Linked DNA regions of Homo sapiens: regions 1 and 2 are each linked to region 3. A link is a contact called in ENCODE Hi-C data. All regions are on one chromosome and are shown on one strand. Each heading gives the region's core, a stretch centred on a gene start or an enhancer-like site at or near the end of the contact. The rest is flanking DNA. Distances are from core to core; before and after follow the strand shown. Region 1 overlaps ST7 (suppression of tumorigenicity 7). Region 2 holds the start of CAV1 (caveolin 1). Region 3 holds the start of LSM8 (LSM8 homolog, U6 small nuclear RNA associated).

Region 1 (2,851 bases), core at 238-2,737, 1.1 Mb after region 3:
CACTTTCCCAAAAACACACTTCTTTTACATTTAATCCATGAATTAATTATTTTATTTACCATTCTGATTTTCTCCATTTCCTGTTCTTGATTCTGACTTCTAAAAATTATGCTCTGGATGCCTCTTAAAAATACCTCTGTTATATATATATATACACACACACACACATGCATATATATGTACATATATGTATATCTATATACATATACACAAATATACATATCCTGTATCCTATTAAAATGTGTATTGATCCCTATATCCAATGAAATACATACACACACATTTTAATAGGGATATAGGAATCTATGTATAAATGTCAATGCAACATACAGAATTGTATGCATTCTATCAACATTTTGAGATAATTAAGGGGAGCATTTTCTGCACATATCCACCTTACCACTCTCAAAAGCGAAGCAAAATCCAGAGATTTTCTCCACTATAATAAACACTCCCTGCAGAGGCTGGGCATGTCTTTGCTAGCAGATAAGACTAACTTGGCAGGTCTGGACTGTGATGACAGGTGCAGTTCTTGTGGATGGAACTGGACTGGGATGGGAAGGCTTGTGCCAAGCAGGCAGAGGGGTATCTTGAAATTAAGCAAGGGAAAAAGCTGGATGGATGGGTATAGGCATAGGAACTAAAAGGGAAGAGTGAGCTAGATGGTATAACAAAGTCATTGCTAGCTTTCACCTTGTGAACTAAGAAGTATTAGGGATATCTAATAAAATATACACCTGTTTATTTTTAAGTACATTGTATATCTGTTCAGTTAATTGACTTTTTCTTTACAGAGGAAACATCAGGGTTTTTCTTTGTTTTTAGCTCTCTCTTCCAAAGAAATCAAATTTAATTTGATAATTTTAGTCTCCAGCATAGAAATCCTGAGGCCCCCAAATAATCAATTTCCCCAGGGTCAGCCGTGTACTTTAAATGTCCATGGCAGGCTCCTAGGACATTGCTTAGGTGAGAGCAGTTAGGTAATTATCTCCCTGGGGCCAGGAAGCAAACTGCTAAGCATTTCCATGCACACAACTATTTTGCAGAGCACCTGATCCTTTACCTCAATGCTGCCTCTCCCTGAAATGCACTCAGCAGAAAAGGATAGTGGCTGAATAGAAACCTTACCCTGGGTTCATTTCGAGGCCTGGCAAAGCTGAGTCCCTAAAGGCTAGGCATGTCAACAAGCTCTAAAGCAGGAGCCTAAAGCTGTACACACTGTAGTTATTTAGCTCTCACTACAGACCAGCATTTTGAGAGAGACCTTTCAAAATGTTCCTACAGGAGAGGTTTTCCTTTGCTCAAAGTTTCCTATCAGTCGGAAGCATCCTCTGCTTCCTGAGAATGCTGCAAGACAAATGTACCATAAGATAGCCCAGCAATGATCATCCGGTTCAGCAGGGGCACAGAAAACCTCACCAGCCCAGATCTGCAAAGGCAGCCAGGCTCTAGGGAAATCCCTTTATTGCTGTTGGGGCTTCCCCATCTTTGAGTTAAAAAGGAAAACAACCATTAGGCCTAGCTCACCAGAGTGAAAGGAAACAACCCACACGGAGGTAATTAATTTATAGCCTGTGAATCTACACCACGCTACTGCTAGAATAAAGTCCAGACCTACCATTTGTACAGCAGGCTAGAAAAACAGCTGACCACAGAGGCAGTGAAATGAGTGACAGAGTGCAGGCTGCCTGCACAAGATGGCCTGGGTTCCAACCCTGCTCCTCCATTGCTAGCTGTGTGACTGAAGGCAGGTTACTAACTGGCCTATTCTACCTATTGAGCCTACCTGTAAGTAAAAAGGAAACAACCATTAGCAATGACCCTGTTGTACGGTGGGGAAGAGTAAATGAGTTAGCATGCAAAGTGCTTTAGATCAGTGCCTGGCATCATCTAAGTAGGTAACAGTCTTCAGTGACCCTCCTCTGAGAGGAGGAATGTATAAACAAAAGACAAAAGCCTACCTTTCAGCATCAGAGTGAATTACTGGTTTCAGTATGAAATTGTATCCAGAAAAGTTCTTTTTTTCTATTTGCTTACTTAAAAATATTTCCAAGATGTTTTGAATGAAAATGTTAAAATACTATTGTAAATGTAAATGATAATCATCAGAGGGAGACTTGTAATGCCTTCCCTTCTCCCTCCCACAAAACATATATGCTAAAAGATTGCCATGTTTGGGGCATATATTTAGTAAGAATTTACCAAGCATTTTCCCAGTCTGAAGTTGCCTCTATTTAGGAATATTAAGGTAGGTTTTTAATCATAAAGGGGTGCTGGATTTTGTCAAATGTTTTTTCTGCATCTATTGAAATGATCATGTGATTTTCATTTTTAATTCTGTTTATATGGTGTATCACATTTATTTACTTGCATATGTTAAACCATCCCTGCATCCCTGGTATGAAACCCACTTGTTCATGGTGAATTATCTTTTTGGACATGCTGTTGGATTCAGTTAGCTAATATTTTACTGAGAATTTTTGTATCTACGTTCATCAGAGATATTGATCTGTAGTTTTATTTTTTTGTTATATTGTTTCCTGGTTTGGGCATTAGGGTGATACTGGCTTCACAGAATAATTTAGGGAGGATTCCTTCTTTATTTTTTGGAATAGGGTCAATAGGATTGGTACCAATTCTTCTTTGAATGTCTGATAGAATTCAGCTGTGAGTCTATCTGGTCCTGGACTTTTTTTTGTTGGTAACTTTTTAATTACCATTTCAATCTGTTCAGACTTTCAATTTCTTCCTAGTTTAATTTAGGATGGTTGTATATTTCCAGGAATTCATCCATCTCTTCTAGGTTTTCTAGTTTATGTGTGTAAAGGGGTTCAAAGTAGCCTTGAATTAT
Region 2 (2,879 bases), core at 68-2,567, 1.7 Mb after region 3:
CTGCGCGTAGCCAGCTTTTTAAGAGGATCTCGCAGAGGACACCACACCCCTCTGTACTCTGCAGGGCGCGCCTGCCTCCCCCGCCCGCCGCCAGGGGTCAGGGCAGGCCCCGCCGCGCGGTCCGAAGGCCCCCGCCCGCGCACGCCCCGGCTCAGCACGCAGGACCCGCAGGACCCGCAGGACCTCGGCGGCGAGGGGGCAGCCGCAGGCTTCTCCCGGACTCCCTAAGCCGAGTCGCTCTCGCCCTGAGCGCTTCACCTGTTTCGCGTTCCCGTCCCCGGTCCCTATTACCCCTGCCCCGGTAATCCCTTCCAGCTTTATCTAAGATCCAACAGCAGCCGCCCGACCCGTGGAATGTTCCCTTTATCGCTGCTTCTTGGCCGCATCCCCCTCGCACCTGCCCGCGCCCCCCACCCTGCCTCGGCCCTCTCTTGTCCCTCCACGGCTCTCCCTGCTCAATCCGCCGTGATGATCACAATCCCGAAAGTCCCCATTTTTGGCGGAGCCAGGCACCAGACCCCCTAAATGTCCTAGAACTCAGTCTCACCTGCGCAGCTCCCCCGACCCACCCTCAGGGCACTCCCAGGCTGCGGGCGGGTGGCTGAAGGGCAGCTACGTGTTGGAAGACGAGGTTTCCACACCCGGGCAGAGCTCCAGCGCGTGGAGGGCGTTGGAAGTGATGGTGGCAGTTTGGGGAGGGGAGGTCTACCTCTCTCGGAACACCCCTGCCAGACGCCAAGATGCAGAAGGAGTTCTTGAGATGGTTCAAGAACTTTGGAAAGTGCAAACACACCGCGCGCCGCCTGCGGGACCTGCCGGTCTGGGCGCCTGGCGGAGAGTCCCGGGGACTGTCCCCAGGACTCGGGTAAATAACACCTCCACCCTGCACTCCACCTCTTCGAACCCCCAGCAGGCAGGGCCGGACCGCGGGGGTCCCGCGACAAGGGAGCATCCTAGACCCATCCAGAAAACGCGTCCTGGGCCCAACAGACCCAATCTCAGGACCCCAATCCCCTTTTCCGTGTCCTCCTAGCTCAGGGGCTCCCTAGGCCCCCTCTCCATTAGGAAAACATAAAACATTCCTGGCTTCTCTTCACCTCCCCGCCCAGGCCCATTCCTCAGCGGTGCCAACGCCAGAGGAGTGCTCCGAAGTGGAGAGAGGGCTGGGGCCAGGGCAGCAGTCGGGATATTTGGAGAGGCAGATAGCAGAAGCGGACACTCCCCGCACGCCCGAGCCGGCGCCCCCCCACGGATGCCTACCTCCGAGTCTACGTATTTGCCCCCAGACATGCTGGCCCGTGGCTGGATGAAAACTGTGAGGAGGTTTCCCTGGGCTGTGCTTTAAGGGAACTGAGGAAGGAAGATCTTGTATTGTATGGGGGGAAAAAAAGGCGCTGGAGGGGGGCGGTGGCTGGGAGGGAGCCTCCTGGCCGCCCGCCAAAGGTTTGTTCTGCTCGCGGTTGGCCCGGACGTGTGCTGCGCCGGGTCTAGGCACATCCCCAAGGTTCTGGCAGCAGAGGGCGGGGAGCGCCCGCAGCGAGCAGAGAGCGAGTGAGAACGTTTCTCCCGCGCTGGGGTGCTTGGGCAGATTATTTTAAACCTGAGGCAACATTTTCCCTGCTCTGAACCACCGAGAGGCGTCCCGGGGAGAGCGAATGTTTTCGCAGTGCATCATCTCAGCAGGGGTGGAGGGAGCCGACGCGCCTGCAGAGATGCCCAGTATGGGCAACCAAGGCGGCAGAAACAATCCACAATCCTGCCCTGTCCTAAGCCGTCCCTTCCCACCTCCCCCACCCCCCGCCCATCGCCCAAGTTCCATCTCTGCCTTAAAACACATGTGTCTCCCTGTTTCACAGAGGGAGGGATGAAAGACGGCTAGGAACCTTTAGGTACATTTCACATCTAAACTTTGTGGATCCCTTATGGAAGGAATCTGTGTGGGTGCCTGTGGTGTACTTTTGGTGACACTCGTTTACATCTAGTCGGTGTGGATGGAAACTTAAGCAGGCATGCAGAATTTAACATTTCCCATCCGTTTCTGAAATGTCTCCCAAACGCTTCGAAATAAGAAATGAAGATCTTTAACTTTTCTATAATTTTATTACCGATATTTTCTGGAACAATGGAATTTTATGCCAACAGGTTATGCCATATTTGCAAAATACACAAAATGTTTATAATTGTAGAATTATTTAAAGCTTCAAGTTTATTACCAGAGAAGATTTTTTTTTAATGTGCTTGGCTGTGAGGAAAGATTTGACTTTTCTAATTGACTAGACTTAAAAAAAATGTGATAGCGATTAAAGTATTTTGTCTGTTCCTGAATCTGGGGCTTCTGTCTTTACTTTATTGTAAAGAAGCACAAAATGAATTAAATAGTAATCAGTCATTTTACTCTTGAGCTGTAATTAATCAGGAAACTCATTATCCAAAAATGAAAGGACATGTTACTTATGCTTCCATATGCAGTCAAAAGTCAAAGTATCACTTGAAATTATTTTAAAAAAAAAGCTGGAGTACACTTGAAGGGGCACAGGTTAAAATTAAAATGGAGAGGGGAATGTGGGTTGGGAGTAAGAGGGAGGAGAAAGGGAAATGGATGGAATGCTGAAAGAGTTGATTATTTAGTTAGAGAGAAGACACAAAAGTATAAAAGAACTATAAAGGACAGGCTATTGTTGGTAGCAAAAATTTTTGGAACAAAAGATCAGTTTTAACTAAGAATGGCAGGGAAAGTGTCACAATGTTACAAATGTTGGCATGCCTGTAATTATGTTGGCCATTCATGATTAGCAGACTAAAGATCTTTCAAAAGTTGGATTTTCCCAAATACCACATTAGTGGGAGCTAAATGATGAGAACTCATGGAAACAAATAGG
Region 3 (2,943 bases), core at 167-2,666:
AATTTTTAGAATAAATATGACAACTAGGTATAAGTATTCAACACAGCCACTAAGTTCACTACATAAAAACGTTAAAAGTTTCTTAGACGCCAAGGCAGGAGGATCACTTGAGGTGAGACCAGCTTGGGCAACACAGCGATACCCCCATCTCTATTACCCTGGCCTGGTGACCTATAGTCCCAGCTACTCAGGAGGCAGAGGCAGAGGCAGGAGGATTGCTTGGGCTCAGGAGTTCAAGGTTGCATTGAGCCATGATCAAGCCACTGCACTCCAGCCTGGGCAACAGAGTGAGACCCTCGACTCAAAAAAAGAAAAAAAAAAAAAAACTTAAAAAAAGCTTCTGTTTTTGTCTTTGTGATAATTACATGATTAAAAAAGGGAAAAAATAGAAAAAGAAAACCTCTTTCTGTATGTGATCGGTGTATCTTATCTCAAAATATCCTGGATTTTTGACACTTTTCTACTAGGAAGGTTACCAATCTATTATTTCAGGCAGGATATTTCGTTTCTTAGGCCTGTTTATTTCTAAAATGAAAAGTGGATGAGTACTAAATTAATCGATGTTGGACGATTTTCCAGCATGTTAAAAAACTGTCTTCCAGGACAGGCTTCTGTAATTCAAAAGTAAAGAAACTATATAAGCAGTGTCACAGGGTACCAATAACGCATCATTAAAAGCATTCGGTATTTAATTTTTGTCACCCAGTTTGTACCTGAGCTTAACGTAGTGTTTTTGTCCTAAGACTTTAAAACGGTAACACTTGTAAAGTCTATTTTAAGACTTCCCATGGGGTTGTTACTTGCTCCTCACTATAATCCATTACAACAGCAACCATTTTTTTTCATTCTACCAACAAGTTGGGACTTCAAGTGGTAAAGGGACAGAAACAGTCTGTGAACCATCGTTAAACTTTTTGCTATCCTCGAACGAGCAAATTATGTGAATAAAACAAGTACAAAGATTTGCAAAACTGTTGTCGCCGCCAGGACGACTGTTCATCTTATTCACAAACTTTAACACTTATGCCATAGGGAAATAGTAAGTAAGAATCAAGAGCGTACATTTTTTTTAAGACAGAAAAGTTCGGAATAATCACACTGGGTTTTTATTTGGGTTTTGCAGGCAAAATGGAAAGGACCCCTGGGCCCGCAGCAGCGGGAAGGCTCGAGGCGCCGCCGGCGAACTCTGGGTCGTTCCGGGGCCCTCATCTCCTCGCCCGCCCCCAGGATCCCGCCGAGGCCAGGCCTCCCAACCTCCCACCGATCCCCGACCGCGGCCTCTCCGCGACCCCGGCTCACGCCCGCGGCGGCCAGCTTGAGGATACGGTTGATGTAGTTCTCCAAAGCGGACGTCATGCTGTTCGGCCCGGCGGTTCCGGGTAACGCAGCGGTGCCGACAGCAAGCAGAACTGAAAGGGCGCGCCAGAACCCGGCAGCGGATAGCGCCTGCGGGTCGCAGCAAATATCGTGAGAGTTGCTGCTCCGCAGCCCTGTGAGTCGGAAATTGGGACGAACTGGCCAACCAAACAGAAGCCGCACAGCGGTGACGAGAGAGTGCGCGTGCGCAGTGTGTTTTCTCTGTAATTCTGGGCCGTGTTCCGGAAGCCTCGTAAGACAAAAGCGAACGAGAGGCGGAAAAAAGGAAGACGCTTCCTGAAGTTGGGGGTATGAGACAGAAGTTGGGGGTATGAGACAGAAGTTGGGGGAGAGTGGGTTTCCAATCCGAGTAAAAGGCAGTGTGGTGGAAGTTAACAAGAGAAAATGTTGAGACGAGGTAGAGCAGGCAGGAATAAACGAAGTAAGGTGTTTTTATTAGGAGTGAAGGAGAGAGACGAGTGCTGTTGTGTGAAACGTAGGTGCGGGTAGTTGAATCCCTAGTTTTCTGCAGCAGAAGCCGAAAATAACGCTAAAAATAAGTTCAGTTGCCCGGGACAGAGTTGCGCACGTTATAACCACACGGTGTACGCCTCTTAAGAACTCAGCAGTGAAATACACTTTCGTATGTTCTGCTTTTGTCTCTAAAAGTGTTCCAAAATGGAGGTGTTTTTACTTTTTAAAGAAACTAAATGCAAATAGGCAAAGGTGTGTGACCATCCCTTAGAAAACGAATGTCCACGCTTCTGCCACGCCAGGATGGTCTACCTTTCTTCAGGGTGAAATTAGTAAGTAAAAGGCTGCTGCAGCACCGAGAAAGGACCGATGCAGGAAGGATGCAGGAAGGCACCAAACTTGGTTCTAATCTTGGCTCTGCTAACAAATTGGTGTCATTGCACAGGTCACTTCAATTCTTCTGGGCCTCAGTTTCGTTAGATAGTCCCATAGGTATCATTTCAGATATTTCCCAATGCGATACTGTTCCCACTTCATTTACTGTTGCCCTAACTTGAGAGAGCTTGAAGTTAGAAAGAGATTTATACACAAAACACCAGCAGGAGCGATTTCCCTTTTTTGCAAAATATCTTTATAATTTCAGTTAAACATGTATTTTCTTAAGATTTGTGGCTTTGTAATAACTCTTGCAATGTCAGCAGTTTTCCTCGGAAAAGGAAGCATTTCTTAATTAGAGCATACCCACAAGATACTCCCAAATAGTTAATATTTTATATTCTGGAACTTATTCCTATCTGTTTGAAATCAAATGTAGTCAGGAATTAGATTGTGAATGTCTCATATTCTCAGGGTAACAAATGAAAGTGTCTTCCGCTAATGAAAGAACAAAGATAATTGTGTGATTTGCAAATGTTAGGTGTTGAACCAAAACCCAAAGACTAATTAATGATTAACGAGGTGTTAGGAGTTTTGTTAAAAAAAGAAATTGCTGGGCATGTTGGTGGGTTCCTGTAACCCCAGCTACTCTGGAGGGTGAGGCAGGAGAATTGCTTCAACCCGGGAGGCGGAGGTTACAGTGAGCTGAGATCACGCCATTCCACTCCAGCCTGGGCG

Evidence for each region. Hi-C counts contacts between places; a loop is a spot of excess contacts on that map. Pooled maps may share reads with other maps.
Region 1: a pooled map shows a loop between it and region 3 (6-fold over the local background). The contact joins the enhancer-like site here to the promoter of LSM8 in region 3. A Hi-C loop is called at or near these places in 8 of 50 pooled maps.
Region 2: a loop to region 3 is called in a map of CD8-positive, alpha-beta T cell, with 4 times the contacts of the local background. The contact joins the promoter of CAV1 here to the promoter of LSM8 in region 3. A Hi-C loop is called at or near these places in 1 of 168 maps with a recorded cell type or tissue (CD8-positive, alpha-beta T cell), 2 of 37 single-sample maps with no recorded cell type and 6 of 50 pooled maps.

The regions. Positions count from the first base shown.
Region 1 is chr7:117,109,412-117,112,262 of GRCh38, reverse strand. All of the region lies in intron 2 of ST7 (suppression of tumorigenicity 7), which reads right to left. It also overlaps a transcript of ST7-AS2 not described here. Among named protein-coding and RNA genes, the nearest start is that of ST7-AS2, 35 kb to the left of the region's middle. RefSeq lists enhancers at 1,416-1,635, 1,676-1,755. Within about 2 kb of position 1,487, at least 4 of the 41 ENCODE cell types and tissues checked have a DNase peak (open chromatin) inside an H3K27ac peak, as active enhancers do.
Region 2 is chr7:116,523,474-116,526,352 of GRCh38, reverse strand. It overlaps CAV1 (caveolin 1), which reads right to left and starts at 1,317. Exons shown (of 3, transcript NM_001753.5): 1 at 1,261-1,317. The coding sequence starts at 1,290. RefSeq lists silencers at 1-335, 2,744-2,879.
Region 3 is chr7:118,182,637-118,185,579 of GRCh38, reverse strand. It overlaps LSM8 (LSM8 homolog, U6 small nuclear RNA associated), which reads right to left and starts at 1,416. Exons shown (of 4, transcript NM_016200.5): 1 at 1,326-1,416. The coding sequence starts at 1,356. LOC105375470 (a long non-coding RNA gene) reads left to right here and starts at 1,612. Exons shown (of 4, transcript XR_927904.3): 1 at 1,612-1,665.